Linked DNA regions of Mus musculus: region 2 is linked to region 1. Evidence: chromatin loops called from intact Hi-C (ENCODE). Cell type or tissue: gastrocnemius. All regions are shown on one strand. Region 1 has its middle 18 kb from the start of Gm23229. Region 2 overlaps Smg1 (SMG1 homolog, phosphatidylinositol 3-kinase-related kinase (C. elegans)).

What was found. A loop is a pair of places that touch in the nucleus more often than their neighbours do. Peaks named below come from ENCODE experiments on the same cell type or tissue, not always from the same donor. Only the 100,000 strongest peaks of a DNase experiment are listed, where the experiment ranks them.
Region 2: a loop joins it to region 1, with 4 times the contacts of the local background. A loop is called at or near these places in 14 of 42 quality-filtered maps.

Annotation. Positions count from the first base shown.
Region 1 is chr7:118,296,828-118,299,327 of GRCm38, forward strand. No RefSeq gene overlaps it. Among named protein-coding and RNA genes, the nearest start is that of Gm23229, 18 kb to the left of the region's middle. In gastrocnemius, a CTCF peak has its summit at 1,005 (motif pointing left); DNase peaks (open chromatin) are centred at 226, 514 and 1,000; H3K4me3 peaks cover 382 bases; H3K27ac peaks cover 311 bases.
Region 2 is chr7:118,211,468-118,213,967 of GRCm38, forward strand. It overlaps Smg1 (SMG1 homolog, phosphatidylinositol 3-kinase-related kinase (C. elegans)), which reads right to left. Exons shown (of 63, transcript NM_001031814.1): 2 at 1,422-1,585; 3 at 953-1,108. Among named protein-coding and RNA genes, the nearest start is that of Gm40454, 30 kb to the left of the region's middle. In gastrocnemius, no CTCF peak of the experiment used is centred here; no DNase peak of the experiment used is centred here.

The DNA.
Region 1 (2,500 bases):
GCAGCTGGTTCTTTATAGCCACAGTCAGAAGCAGAAGGCATGGATCTAGTGCTCGCACGCTTGCGCTTGGCTTGCTCTATTTTATACAGTCCAGGATCTCCACTCAGGGAATGGTCTCCATCACAATCAAGAAGTGTCCTCATCAGCCAACTTAGGACAGTTCCCACAGACAATTCCCAGAGGCTCTCATAGGTGTGCCTGGGGCCTACCTCTGAGCTGTCAGGGTCACAGACACGCACATGCGCACGCGCACACAGACAGGCCTCCCACTGTTTATTCATTGCAGTCTTCGGCAGACATTTGAGCTGACCCTACTCTTTGGTGATTGTGAACAGCGTAGGTTTTTGTTTACCTCGTGCATCATCTCCCCCAAAGTGGCTTAGAAAGCACAGGCTACGGTTGAATCAAGTGTTAATTATTTCTATTCCCTTCCTTACATAACAGTCACTTCCAAAAGGCTTGCAGATGGTGGACCACAGGGATGCAGAGAGGCAAACAAGAAGTGGGGAAGGGTGGGGCAGAAATGGGCTGTTTTGTAGCTTTTGTGCTTGAACCAGTGAACTGTGGAGGCTGGAGAGGGACGTGTTTCTGTCCGTGTCTGTGGAAGTCGGCTAACTATCATCAGGCAAAAATGACATATTAAGATGTTGGGAGATGTAAACCAAAGCCAGGTGGAAGAGGCAGGACCCACCTACTAGGCAGAGCTCCGAGGAGAAGGTCATTAAAATCCAATTGTTTCCCCACATTAAATCGCTCAAGTTAGGAGGAACCTATTTTAAATAAAGAGAAAGAAAATAGAGCGGGAGGGTAATTTCTTTTTAATTGTTGATACAACTCAGAATAAATTAAATTGTAATTAAGTTTGTTTACTTATGAGGAGACGAAGTGTGGGCGCTCTGTAGGGGCCTCTTCAGCCTTTTGAAAATAAGACCGCTTTGTTTTCCCAGGATGCTTCCTGGGGAGCATCCAAGTCCTTCGCGACTTCGGCTGCTACGGCGCGTCCTCTAGTGGCCATATGTGGAAGGTCGGGCAACAGCTCTCTTCCAAGAGAGACCGGCCTTCAGTTATGCAGGAAGCCATCTGCAAACTAAGCCCCCAGCTCCCGACAACACACACACTTTTTCTTTCTTTCTTTCTTTCTTTCTTTCTTTCTTTCTTTCTTTCTTTCTTTCTTTCTTTCTTTCTTTCTTTCTTTCTTTCTTTCTTTCTTTCTTCCTTCCTTCCTTTCTTTCTTTCAGGCTGGCCTCAAACTCACAGTGATTTGCCTGCCTCTCCTTCCCAAGTGCTGCAATTAAAGGAGCTCGACACCATCTCCCAGCTATTAGTTTCTAAATATCCGAGGGATGACCTTGAAGTTCTGATCTCCGATCTTCTGATCTTCACCTCTTCAGTGATGAAATGACCGATGCGCACGTACACACACACACACACACACACACACACACATAGGGTGGCCCGGTTGGAAACAAGGGCTTTGTGCGTGCTAGGCAAGCACTGTAAAACCTGAGCTACATCCCCAGTCTCAAGAAAGACCACGAGTTCAAGACAAGTCTAGGCTATAAAGACAGATCCTGTCTCAAGAAAGAAAGAAAGAAAGAAAGAAAGAAAGAAAGAAAGAAAGGAAGAAAGAAAGAGGGAGGGAGGGAAAGAAAGAAAGGATGGAAGAAAAAAGGGATGAAAGGAAGGAAAACAAACAAACAAACAAACAAACAAAAAACCAGAAAGAAAGCTGGGCAGTGGTGGCACACGCCTTTAATCCCAGCATTAATCCCAAATTCACTTGGGAGGCAGAGGCAGGTGGATTTCTGTGTTCGAGGCCAGCCTGGTCTACAGAGTGAGTTCCAGGACAGCCAGGGCTATACAGAGACACCCTGTCTTGAAAAACAAAACAAAACAAAACAAAACAAAACAAAACAAAAAGACAGAAAGAAAAAAAGGAACCGTGTCCAGGCTGGCTGCTTGGATAAAGAACAAGAAAGGGGGGCAGCAACCACATGGTGGCTCACAACCACCCGTGATGAGATCTGACGCCCTCTTCTGCTGTGTCTGAAGACAGCTACAGTGTACTTACATATAATAATAAATCTTTGGGCGAGCAGAGTTGACTGGAGTGAGCAGAGGTCCTAAAAATTCAATTCCCAACAACCACATGAAGGCTCACAACCATCTGTACAGCTACAGTGTGCTCACATACATAAAATAAATAAATAAATAAATAAATCTTAAAAAACAAAAAAGGACAATTGCCATTTTAGAACTACTTCAAGAAACAGGGCTGAGGTAAGCTTGAGACTGCCACACTGTGCGCAGGCAACCACAGCAGAGGAAAAGGTGAATTACCCCCAAATGCAACTAACAGATAGCTAAGGCTAATGTAATTTAAAAAAAAGAAAAGAAAAAGAAAAAGAAAAAGAAAGGGAGGCTGGAGAGGTGGTTCAGAGGTTAAGAGCACCGGCACTGGCTGATCTTCAGGGGACCCAGGTTCAATTCAGCACCCACA
Region 2 (2,500 bases), 85 kb before region 1:
AATAAAAACTGTACCTAAGCACTGAGCCATCTCCCTAGCCCAAGAAATCAGTTGTTTGTTTGTTTGTTTGTTTGTTTGTTTTAAAGTTAAATGCATTTCTTAAAGGTGGTATATTTGTACCCACACAAAATGTTCAACAAGGTACACATAAAACAAAGTACGCTGTGCAAAAAGCAACTGTATAAAACAAACCATATATATATATATATATATATATATATATATATATATATATATATATATATATATACACACACACACACACACACACACACACACATACACACACACATACCCCTCAACTTTGTATGAAGCTTTACCAATAAAATTTTACTTCCCTTTAATGAAAGAAATATGCATTATGTTTGGTTTTGTTTGTTTGTTTTTGAGATGGGGGTCTCTATTATATAGCTCTGGCTGTCCTGGAATTCACTATGCAAACCATGCTAGCCTTGAACTCATAGAGATCTACTGATCTCTGCCTTTCAAGTGCTGGGATTAAAGGGATGTACCACTATGCCTGGCTTGAATACACATTATCTTTAATATTCTGAATGTTGAAAGCACTTTATTTATTTATACTCAAAAATCTGCAAAAGAAGGCAAGGTGTGAGTATATTTAAATTTTAAAAAGACTCCGCTTACCATATCCACTGCCTATTCAGAAGCTGGGCATGGTGGTGTACATCTTTAATCCCAGCACCTGGGAGGCAGAGGTAGGTGGATCTCTGAATTCTAGGCCAGTCTGGTCTATGAAGTGAGTTCTGGGACAGCCAGAGCTGTTAAGAGAAACCCTGTCTCAAACAAGCAAATAAATACTATATTACCCAGACTTGTAACCCTTTCTTACAAGCTAGAAGTTCACAGAAATATAATGTAAATGGCTGCCAGCTGCACTCATCTGCTCATGGACATCAGGGGTAATGTGTCAACCCTGGTCTCCAAGTCTTACCCTGTGATTTCCTCATGTCTTTGGTGGCTAATGCACGACTGCCATGCTGAACACTGGTAAACTCAGGGCTGGTCACATTGTTAATCCTCAGCTCTTGCCCCAACGACTTCCGACCATAAGTATTTTCCCCAGATCCTCCATTGACACTGTAGCCACCTGAAAACAGCAATGTTTACATTATATTAACAGGGCCCTGTTTCATTCCCTCAGCTAACAGGATCTTACCCATTTACAACCTAATTCTCTCATCTCCCCTGTGCTACCTGACTCCAAACCATTTTGATCCCTTCATTGCAAGATGAGTAGAGAAATAAAGTTCAATTCAGACAGATGCTTTAAGCACATTTTGGATGAGTAAATGAGACAGTAGCCTGGAAGAACCTCAGATGTTACCTGGAAGGAGGGTTAAAAAAAAAAGAGAAGCAGGTCTAAAACAGAAGCATGCCCCAACAGGAGAAAATCTATATACCCTTTTCGTCATTCTGTATGTCAGCATGGCCTCTGGTATCATCGTGCCTTTGCCGAGACACCACAGCTGAATTTGAAGGTTGCAGTCCATAAGAGGAAGAAACACCCCTATCTCTAGATGAGGAGTATTTTAAAGTATCTGGGTCGGCTGATGCACTATCAGTTCTGAAAAAGAAAAAGAAAATATTAGTATCACAGCTTTAAGCAAATATTTCAATAGCCAAAGCTATATGGCATCTCCCCCTCTACCCTTTATGCTCAGCCATAACTCTATATAAGCACTCCATTGTCTAGTAAGCCTTTCAGCAAAGAGACTGTCAACAATGAACTGCCTGTGGCTCATGCTCTCCTGCTGGATTATACTGATGTTAATTTGTTCATTTACTTAATTTGCTTTTTTCAAAGAAGGGAGATGTGTGCAGGTGCCAATGTGTATATGTGCATATCCATAGGTGCATATGTGTAGAGACGAACAGGTTTCGATCCAAGCTCAGGTGTTACCCCTCAGACCTTTGATTCCCCCTGGGAGTCTCCTGCTGGGACTTGAGATACAATAATGGAGCTGGCTGGCTAGGGAGCTCCACAAATCTGCCTCTCTCTGCTTCCCCTGAGCTGTAATTACAAACATACATACCACATACAGCTTTTTATGTGTGTGCTAGGAATCCAACTCATGTCCTTGTGCATATGCAACAATTGTTTTATGGAGAAAGCTACCTCCTCAGCCCAAGGAGTTTCTTGTTTTGCATGCTTCCTGTCCCAGAAAAACTAAACAACTGGTCACTCTAGCTAAAGGATTCGCTCCCATGATGTGATTCTAAAAAGTAATTCTTCCTACACAATCCTTCCAGAAAAGGTTTAGTGGTCAGTCTTCCTGGTTATAAATAAAAAATAGTGTCAGCATGTCAAAGTGTGTTCCAAACTTCTTGTAAAGTTAGTGCCTGTAGCAATATCTACCAAGCTCTCAATGGAATCTTCAATTATCTAGCAGGAAAATATGCACTGGTATTTGAAAAACAAGTAGGCTATAAGAACACTAACTAAAAGAAAGATTTTGTTTATGCTCAGCTATATTTCAAT